Linked DNA regions of Homo sapiens: region 1 is linked to region 2. The links are chromatin contacts, found by Hi-C in ENCODE. All regions are on one chromosome and are shown on one strand. Each heading gives the region's core, a stretch centred on a gene start or an enhancer-like site at or near the end of the contact. The rest is flanking DNA. Distances are from core to core; before and after follow the strand shown.

Region 1 (5,595 bases), core at 2,794-5,293, 200 kb before region 2:
GGAATTCTGCTCTATCTCTCCCAGAATAAATGGCCTTCTTGGGGATGGTACCCAAGCTACTGAAATTTGGAAGCATTTATTCATTCACTCATTCATTCAACAAACACTTACAGAATGTTAGCCGTTGTGAGAGCACATGCAGCAGAAGTTGCTCTGTCAACAATGTTGAGGAAATTCACAGAGGAGTGTTGGGGATGACGATAAGGAAAACAAAGCTCTTTCCTGACACTAAGATCCTATGCTTTTAAAGAAAAAGGTGAGAAAAAGAAAGGGTAAATAACATAATCTGATGATCAACATATAACCAAGCAACCAGATACTATAATAAAGCAATTGCTTTAATAACTATTATTGCAAAAGGTATTGAAACAATAGATGCAAATGTCTCCTGAGAATGGTAAAACTTCTCCCTGTGATTTCCCTGCCAGAACTGCATAATCTGAATCTAATTACCAGGAAATAATGTGCAAGCCCCAGTTGACAGACATTCCACAAAATAACTGGCCAATGCTTCTCAAACCTGCCAAGGTCAAAAGGCACAATAAACACTGAGGAAGTATTGCAGCTTAAAGAGACTACAGAGACTTGACAACTAAGTGCAAATTGTGATCCTGGGACGAGACATAAAGGACATTATAGGAACAGTTAATAAATTTGACTATGAACTATGGATTAGATAACGATATTATATAAATGATATTTGTAATTAACTGTGGTTATATAAGAGAATGTCCCTGTTTTATGAAATAAATGCTGAGGTATTTAAGGGTAAAAGAGCATGATATTTGCAATTTATTCTCAAGTTGTTTAAAAAAAGAGAGAATGATAGAGCAATTGGGGTAAAATATTAACAACTGATTAATTTGGAGAGTGTATCGAAATTCCTTCTACTCTTGCACCTTTTGTGTAAGCATGAAATGTTATCTAAATAAAAAGTTATAAAAATGTGAAATAACTGAGGGAGCTTTGCTCACTTCTGTAAGAGTGTTAAGAGTTAAGAAGGAACTGATAAGTTAAAACGTAGATAACTCAAACCCATTCTGCCTACCAAATTATGGGGTCACTATCAAACAACTTTCCTGTGACTAACAAGTACTTCTGGCAATAAAACACTCCTATTAAATTTAGACACAGATCTGAAGGAGTTCAACAAGATCCAAACAGGAACTACTAAAGGTCATTGCCAAACCTCAAGGACGGTAACAGAAGATAAGTTTCCTCCCTGGGAAAGGCCCTCTAGTGAGTACTGCAACCCATTCTCTGAAAGAAGGTTTAGAATAGTCTAGAATATCTAGAATTTATTCCAGAAAATAGATCTGGAAAATTAGCGAAACCTCTTCTTAAACAGCTGCTTAAAAAAAAAAATAAAGTTAACTTTCACTGTGTTGGACACCCTATGAGTTGTTGGTCTTTCATTTCATTGTCAACAGAACCCTGCAAGACTGGTGTTACCATGTCTACTTTTACATATGAAGAAAATGCAACTGAGAATTAGTGTAATTTGTTCCAACTCACAAAGGTAGGAAGTGATGGAAGTAAAATTCCAACACAAGGTCTGTGCTACTTCAAAACTTATATCCCAACCCATCAAGACAGCACAAATAGGCTGCATTTTGAAGAACTGGGTATCATTAAATGATAACTGAATGCACCCCAAACTCTAAATTAACTAATATTAAATTATTACATGAGAATCTTAATAAGATAGCCCTTAAGGCAAAAGATGACTTTTTATTGACTCCAAACAATCAGAAAACTTAACTTTTCATTTTAATTCAAATATGTTCACATATACACCAGAACTTGAGCTTTTCCCTACCCCAGTTGTTTTCACTGATGGTTCTCTCTCTCTGTCTCTCTCTTTCTCTCTCTCTCCCCACCTTCTCTCTCTCTCCCTACCTTCTCTCTCTCCCCTCCCCTCCCCACTCTCTCGCTCCCCTTCTCTTTTGCTCTCCCCCTCACTCTCTCTCCCTCTCTCCCTCTATCTTTCTCCCTCTCTCTCTCTCTTTCTATCCCCCTTCCTGCTCCCTGCCCCATTCCCTTTTCTGTTCTCCCTCTTTTAGACTGAGTGGTATAAAATGTTACAAAGTTTTCTGCTGCCCTCCAGTGGTCTTATCCTGGAAGTGGCAGTCACGATAGGAAAAATAGCAAAACCTTTATAGAAGATAATAATAAAATGACACACTCTTTTAGAGTGTTTTAAGATCGTGGGCTTCAGGAGACAGAAAAGCACCTGTGATTACTAAAAAGTTATTAAACTTCACAGGGCCTCAACAACCACATTTATAAAGGAAAGGTTAAAATATCTCTTCATGGTCGTCCCATGGGTTGAGATAACATGCAAAAAGGTCTTGAAGTACAGTACTTGCTCAATAAAAGAAAAGTTTCACCTTATTTAAGCCTGACAACTTTCTATAAGGTTAAGGAAACTGAGGCTAAGCACAAATTACTTATTTTTTAAAGTTACCTCAGCCAGCATTGTGGGTAGAACTCAAACTATAATTCAAATTTTCATATTCTAAGTCTAGTTCTCTTCATGACATCTCAATATTCCAAAGTAACAGTTGCTAATAAGGAACCTTAAGAATTGTTAAAGTCTTAAAGGGATATTTTCACACACTGCTAGTGGTTGCCATTAAATCTGAAAAATATGCATTCCATGGATCAGTAGTCACATCTCTAGAACTGCATCTTAAAAATTGTGAGAAACACACAAAAATTTATGTAGTTGAAAACAAGCTAAATATAAGATATTTATTAAATAAACTTTGGTGCAAATAATAATAATTGGTTTTATTTGTTGGAAAATTTCTAGGTGCCAGATGCTATTCTAAGGAGTATGAATGTATCAACACTAAAATGAAGTTGGTACTATTATTATCTCCATTCAACACATGAGGAAACAGAGAGACAGAGAGGTTAAGTAGCTTGTCCAAGATCACACATTTAGGAAGAAGGAGCACCAGGAATTGAACTGAGATGTCTTATTCAAGAGTCCATGTTCTAGTCACTTATCAATCTTCTTCTGAGACTGTCCATGGATCCACCCATGCTGTCCCATTGTGTGGCAGCACCTATGTAATGGAATATAGTGAACCTTTGTTTAAAAAATGTTTCAATAGGTATTAAATTATATAGGGACATGCTTACATTAAAATATTAAGGGGAATAAACAGTATGCAAAACTGCATACTATATTATTTCAGTTCTAGAAACCTGTGTGTGTGTATGTCTAAGGGTGTATAAATCAAAATCCAGACCTAATTAGTGGCTGTCTCCAAGTGACGGGTTATGTGTCATTTTTTTCTCCTTTGTGCTTTCTAAATATTCTGAATATTTGTTAATGAGACAGAACTGCTGTGATCATCAGAAAATTTAGATTAAAAAAATTCAGGGTGCCAAAAAATTCTAGAATACTTAAGAACAGCACTTAGTTTACCTTAAAAGTTAAAAATTGAATCCAGAAGTAAATATTTGCAAGAAAAACAATTATCAAGGATTGCTAACTTTTAGTTTCTTAAATAATGAATCCAGAAGTATAAATACAAAATATTTGCAAGAAAATATAATTATATCAAGGGTTGGGAGGAGAAGAAGGATGTTTAGACTAGAAAGGGTAGTACCTACCTAAAAGAGAGTGCTTAATAGAACTGTGCTGGATTAAGTTTGCACAGTGGACCCTATTTTAACTTATGTCAGCTCTACATAAGCAGTCTCCTGACAGTCGTCATTAGGATTCACTGGAGACTGGAACTGTGCGGACAGAGGGCCTGTCTTCAGAAGAGAAAATGGGGGAAGAGCTTTGAACCCAGAGGTACAATCTCTGGATTGGAGAGTTTCAAAGGTGCCAGGGAAAAGCAGTACAAAGAGCCTTCTTTTTGACAATAACTCTAAAACACACTTTGCTCTGTGAACGCCCGTCCTGGGCAGGGCCTATCAGCAGGGCCAGATGAGCCTATAGACACCCAGGGTGGCGCGTTCCCAGCCGCCCTGCGCATGCCAATCTTATCAGTTTTGATGGAAGCCTGGGGCTCCAGATAATGCTACTTGGCCCCAAACGCTGGACAGAGCATGCTTTTTCCTGTTTGGCTGGGAAAGGGAAGGCTGAACTGCTGAGTCTGACACTTAACAGGACTTCGGCATTCCCCTGAATACAGACTAGATCAGAGATTTTATTTTTTTAATTGAAAAGTAACTTGGGTTCTCTTTAGAAACCCTTATTTGGTGTGCGCATCTGGCTATTTCACAGAGATTTCAGTTTTGCAAAGAAGTCGGAGTTGATTTCTTCCCTCAGACAAGCTATTGGTTGTTGGTGGGCAACAGAAGTTGCTCAGCATAGACAGGGGAAAAAACGGTTACGGATGAGACTGAAAGAAAACCTCAAAGGAGAACTCTGAGAATTCATCTCAGGATGAAGCTGCAAGGGCAAAGGAGAAGTACTTGTGACACAAGCAAATGGGTCCATTGATCAACAGATGCAAGAAGATTCTTCTCCCAACTACTGTACCTCCTGCAACGATGAGAATCTGGCTCCTTGGAGGCCTGCTGCCATTCCTGCTGCTCCTCTCTGGCCTGCAGAGACCCACAGAGGGTTCTGAGGTAGGGGGACAATTGAGGGGGTGATCTCTTTATGATCAGTGCTCCAACAGAGCATTCACCCGGCCACAGCCTTTAAATGGCCGAAAACTTAGGCATTCAGAATCTAGTTTCATTCAGACATTTTAACAAATCATGTTAGTAAAGAGTGTTGAAAACAGTTATGAAAAATTGTAGAATCCTTCACTGTTAGTACACTTGACATTATGGATGCTAGTGGCATAAAGTTATTTTCCTGATCCACTGTAAAAATTAAGTAAAATATTGCTTCCATAGTACAAACAATGCAAAATAAACCAAGTCTATTTGGCTTTAAACTCTAGCATACAGATTGACTTAAGTTTTAAGTGAATATTTTAATAAAGATCTGTGTAACAAAAAACAACCTAATGTTAAGAGATGACAGAGTACATATTTGAGATCTAGTAACATATTAACAAAGTTTCAGAGTTCATCATGACAGTTGACAGAACATTGTATTATTGGTTTGGTTTGGCTCGGCTTGGCTTAAATAGATACCGTAGACCTATTTTAATACCTGATGTGAAGAGTTATTGGTTAAAATCATTTAATCAGTCTTAAAAATGTGTTCTAGTTCACAAACAACTAGCTGACGTCTCATCATAAATAACATAGTAAAAATACCAAATGGGATGTTCTTTAAGTTCCAGTTCCAACATCCTTAACATTGACTGGATGGAATGTGATCCTTTAACATGTCCCTCAATGAGTACTGTTTATTACGAAAACATCATTTCTTTGCCAAGAAAGGAATGTTTTAGAATTTATATAATTTATATATGGCTCTAAATGATAGTCTGATGATATTTTGTGGACTTCTATTCAAATCTGTCATTTCAGTTTAGCATGCACTAGACGTGAATAAACAACATTCTGTTGGCTACCCATTAGAAAGGAATGTCCTTTTCCAGGAGGGGAGGGACTTTCCTAGGCACATTCCTGACCACTGTCCAACCCTTGACTCACTCTGCTGTCCCT
Region 2 (5,469 bases), core at 1,193-3,692:
CTGTGCACCCTATAACAGGTCCCTTATAATCCCAGCACTAACACAGTCCCTGCTCTAGAGATAAGACTCAATAATTTTAAAGAATAAATATGCAGGTCACCTATTAAAATTGCTCAGAAAAAAACATATAAATCTGCATATACATTATGATCCCACTTTTATAATATTTATTACATATACTTTCCATATCTACATTAAAGAAGACTAAAAGAAAATACCAGAATGAGAATAAATTAGATGGTGCAATTAGCAATAATTTTATATTCTTCTTTTTTATATTGTGCAATTTTTTCACATTTTTTATAGTAAACTTGTATTCCTTTTATCATCAAAACAGAATAATATGCTTTTTACAATTTGGCAGATGAGAACAGGGTAGGATGGGTGAATGGTGCGCTAAAGGGAGAGAAGGCATAGAAAAGAATTAGTCTGTCTGCCCATAACTCCCCTCTGTCAACTTGGCCTGGTACCCACAGCCCAACCAGCCTTATCTGAAATGATTAAGGACTTTAGACCCCTCCTTGGAAATTCTTAGTACAGTGCCTGAGTTAAAACTAAAAATCAAACTGGGCTTTTTCCTAAAATAAGAAACTATTGTTATCAGTTAGAGTCCTGTTTAGAGTTCTACCGTGAAGAACAGTTATGTATTAGCTTAATTAAAATCCTGCAACTTGGTAGAACCATCATCATATTAAAATAGTGACTTGAAAATTCCAGATATAGGCGGGGCGCGGTGGCTTGTGCCTGTAATCCCAGCACTTTGGGAGGCTGAGGCGGGCAGATTGCTTGAGGCCAGGAGTTCGAGATCAGCCTGGCCAACGTAGCGAAACCCCGTCTCTAGTAAAAATACAAAAGTTAGCTGGGCATAGTGGCATGCGCCTGTAATCCCAGCTACTCAGCAGGCTGAGGCAGGAGAATGGCTGGAACCCCGGAGGCACAGGTTGCAATGAGCTGAGATTGTGCCACTGCATGCCAGCCTGGGCAACAGAGCAAGATTCTGTCTCAAAAACAAAACAAAACAAAAAAAAACAAAGAAAATTCCAGGTCATACAATTCACAAAAAAATCCAAGATCTCTCTTATTGACAGAGGACTTAGTAAACTCAAAAAAAAAAGAGCAATTAAGCTAATTTATATAACTGATTATGTGAGTAAAAACACAAGCCTAATGAAGGAATTTTCTTATAGCAATTGCCTGTTTTAAAACATGGGTCCAATTTAGATGAGACAGAACATGCAGGGCAGTCACTTGTTAAGCAGTCTCCCCGCCTGCTGCTTATTCCTCTACACCTGTCTGATGGAAGAACTGAAATTTGGGATGCTATGGGTACCTCCTGCTCATATCCAGGTGGCAAAAACCACCCAATGCTTCTTATGCAGAAAAGGAAAAAACACAGGTTCATGAAATCCCAGACAATGGAATTCCAATTTGTTCCTGATCCTAAGGTTTCATAATTTGAAGATCATTATTTGTTTCATAATAGTCTCTCCACAATATCCTTTCTTGCAACAACTTTTCTTCTTCTTCTTTTTTCCTATTCAGGAAGTTTTAAATGACACAATTTCCTACCCTGATGGCACATTCATGGATTGGGAGTTTAAGATCTCTGTCTTGTATGACATTGCTAAGGTAAGAGAAACACACACACAGAAAATATGAAAATTAAATATAAGAAAACAGATCTAACAAGTTATTCAACCTTCTGTGCATTGGTTTCTTCATCTGTAAAATGATAATAATAGCTATGTCATAGGGTTGTAGGATTTTAGGTTATGAGGATTTTGTGAAATAATGCACGTGCTTATAACAAGACCAGGTACAAGTACATGTTCAATATATATCTATCAGTTATTATTATTTTATTATATTCTTTGTAGTCTGGGTGTGAGGCATGCAGTTTCACAGATTTTCCAGAAATCAAAATCATATAAAACTACAAGAAAGACAACTGGGCTGGGCGCAGTGGCTCAAGCCTGTAATCCCAGCACTTTCGGAGGCTGAGGCAGGAGAATTGCTTGAACCCACGAGATGGAGGTTGCTGTGAGCCGAGATTGAGCCATTGCACTCCAGCCTGGGTGACAGAGTGAGACTCCATTAAAAAAAAAAAAAAAAAAAAAGACAACTGAATCCTCAACTTTACAAGAGAAAATCTTAAGTACAGGAAACCATCTTGCAGGAATCAATAATAAATGTGGACATGCATATTTTGAGACGTGATAGGAAAACAGAGTGGACACCAGTAACCAGGGCCTCATTCAAGAATGAAGACAAGTTGGTTGTGAGAGGGAGCTGTTTGATACAGTCTTAACTCACCTGAAAGTTATATGGGTTCAGAATCAGTTTGAAAAATGTGTTATGAAAATCGATTTGCCACACACGTCACTCCTGTGATCCAGGCTGAAAATCAGCTTCAGCTGAGACACCCTCTAACCACAAGAGAGAAGCACATCAGCCAAAAACAGGCTTCCTCTTTTTTTATTTTTTTATTTTTTGAGACGGAGTCTCACTGTGTCACCCAGGCTGGAGTACAGTGGCGCGATCTCAGCTCACTGCAACCTCGGCCTTCCAAATTCAAGCGATTATCCTGCCTCAGCTTCCTGAGTAGCTCGGCCTCCCAAAGTGCTGGGATTACAGGCATGAGCCATCACGGGGGCCAGGCTTCCCCTTTTGAAACAGAATGAATGAAACATTGCTTCAAAATAGGATGAAACCACTTCCACTTTAGGAAATAATCTAGCCTGGCACCCTGCCCCTTTGGAAAAGCAAGGCACTATTATTCATATTTTTATTTTAAATTCATGTAAAACAGGACCAGAGACCTACCCAGGGTCACAGACCAAATAAGTGGTAAGCAGAAACACTTAAAAAAAATCAACCCTTTGCCTCATATTATACACAACTACTTAAGCAGATATTTTAGACAATTCCCTTTTACTCTGTCATTTAAACAGACTTTGAAACTAGATATAAAGTGTAGGCAAATATTAGGGCTTCAGTAATATTGTTAAGGTAAAAATAGTGGGACTAAAATTAAAATCTGATGGTGTGACCATCTGCTGAAATGGTTTCCAAATGTCACTTTTTTCTTTAAAATAATCAAGCAGCTGAAGTGTGTCACATTTCTGTTTTTCTATCATCTAAAAAATTACAGGGAATGTCATATCTGCACTCCAGTAAGACAGAAGTCCATGGTCGTCTGAAATCTACCAACTGCGTAGTGGACAGTAGAATGGTGGTGAAGATCACTGATTTTGGCTGCAATTCCATTTTACCTCCAAAAAAGGGTCTGTAATGAATGAAATGTTCACTAGTTTCCTAACTGATTTTTTTTTCAAACCCATGTAGCGTGGTCAGGAAATTGTAATACTGATCAGAAGATAAGCACTTAAAGCCACAAGAGACAACAGCTGGCTCATTCTCCAGAACTTCACACTTGTCAGTCAACGAGTATTTCCTGAGTTAAACAAATGTCCTCTGTGGATTTCCTTCATCCATGCGTCCCTTGCTACACTGAGAAATCATGAATAACTTAATGGCTTGTGGGAGCAGAACTAGCTGAAAAAAATATAGAAGGTTAGAGCAGGAAGAGACCTTAGACATCGTCTAATTTAAGCTTTTTCCTTTATAGAGGACAGCACTGAGACTCAGATTTGTCCAAGAAGGTAGAGTACAAACCAGAAGACCCATTTCCCATTCAAGACATCATTCATTTATGTGTGGTAATAAGAAATGTTAAGGAAAAAACTCTAACCAGTAAAATATATTCTTACCTCTTTCAGGATTGTGGTGAGAGTCAAAAAAGATAACATAAAGAAAACGGATTTGTAAAGTATAAAGGGCTTTTCGTGTTGAACATTTACCCTTTCTTGACTATGACTCACAGTTAAACAGACTCAGATATCTAGAACTCATGTTGCCTTAAAATACTACCTAGATCCAAACACCAAATTATATTTCTAATTCAACTTTGCAATCCTTTCGTTTTTCCTTAATAAAAGGAAAATTGCGATTCTGTCCCTACATCCACAGCCATTTCAAGCATAATATGATATTGAACTCAATCTAATAATTTCTTATTGAAGACCTGTGCCAAGCCTGGTTCATGACATAGTAGTACAAATCGTCATCAGATAACCTAGCATGACACAAATCAGATAAATTACAGGTCAAATCCTATCATCTTAAACAGCACTCGCTTATACCTACCTACCTATGGCATCAGTTACCTAAAATTTTAGCATAAGTAGATTTACTTACCTTTTCTACAACCCCTAACCTTTATGATCAACTATGCATGAATCACAATTCACAAAAATTCACAAGACACAAATTCAAAAAGGTGATGTACATTTGGACAGAGAACCAAATAAGGAAAGTGTGCATCATCATAAACATATTATTGCACCTAACAACATGAAACTATACATGTTTCATTGAAACTGGTGAAGGTAAGTCTTAAAAAGTTTATAAGGAGCTAGGTGATCCTGAAAAACTTACGAAGCATGTTGAAGAAAAATTAATTGCATGCCCGTTATTACTAAATAAGGTGTGTAATAAGGATTCAAAACTCGAGTATCTATAGGAGCTAAATACAGCATTGCACTCATGTGAAGTGAGTGAACTAGATGTAAGCACTAGGGAGTGGCAGGGACAGGAGTAAACTGTGAGTAAATTACATGCGATACTTTTTTAAGAATACTGTGGGAACCAGCAAAAACACCACTGTGGACCCTAGCTGAGTTGCAGGCTGCCAGTATGTTATGCCTTGAAAATATCAGCCATAGTCTCTTTGTCTTAATGTACTGTCTTTATCTTCTTTTGGTAAATTTATATTTAAATATGCATATACACATTAACTAATAAATTATAATAATTTAAATAAAATAAATTTAGTACACATAAAATTTGTATTTTTTTTTTTGAGATGGAGTCTCGCTCTGTCACCCAGGCTGGAGTGCAGTGGTGTGATCTCGTCTCACTGCAACCTCCACCTCCCAGGTTCAAGCAATTCTCCTGCCTCAGCCTCCTGAGAAGCTGGGACTACAGGCACCCACCACCACGCCTGGCTAATTTTTGTATTTTTAGTAGAGACAGGGTTTCACCATATTGGCCAGGCTGGTCTCAATCTCCTGACCTTGTGATCCACCTGCCTTGGCCTCCCAAAGTACTGGGATTACCAGCGTAAGCCACTACGCCTGGCCAAAATTTGTATTTTGAAGGCTTTCATAGGTTCATTCCATATGTCCCATAAACTACTAAATTCCTCAGCCTCTCATATTCTACTGTATTCATTCAACATATATTTACTGAGCATTTACCACAATCAGACCCCATTCCAGGTAAACTTTGAGAGTTTTCAAGACTATGATCCTAGCAGTTTTAAATAACATATTGCCATATGACCTCACCCAAATCCTAACATTTCATAGTTAGTCTAAAAGGTGTGTGTTCTACCTTTGATCACCAGGA

The links. A loop is a pair of places that touch in the nucleus more often than their neighbours do. Pooled maps may share reads with other maps.
Region 1: a pooled map shows a loop between it and region 2 (3-fold over the local background). The contact joins the promoter of ART4 here to the enhancer-like site in region 2. A Hi-C loop is called at or near these places in 9 of 168 maps with a recorded cell type or tissue (CD4-positive, alpha-beta memory T cell, Caco-2, HCT116 and 6 more), 4 of 37 single-sample maps with no recorded cell type and 17 of 50 pooled maps.

The regions. Positions count from the first base shown.
Region 1 is chr12:14,841,974-14,847,568 of GRCh38, reverse strand. It overlaps ART4 (ADP-ribosyltransferase 4 (inactive) (Dombrock blood group)), which reads left to right and starts at 4,043. Exons shown (of 3, transcript NM_021071.4): 1 at 4,043-4,599. The coding sequence starts at 4,456.
Region 2 is chr12:14,641,389-14,646,857 of GRCh38, reverse strand. GUCY2C (guanylate cyclase 2C) reads left to right here. Exons shown (of 27, transcript NM_004963.4): 16 at 1,543-1,629; 17 at 3,152-3,284. Among named protein-coding and RNA genes, the nearest start is that of GUCY2C-AS1, 22 kb to the left of the region's middle. RefSeq lists an enhancer at 2,459-2,538. Within about 2 kb of position 2,442, at least 4 of the 41 ENCODE cell types and tissues checked have a DNase peak (open chromatin) inside an H3K27ac peak, as active enhancers do.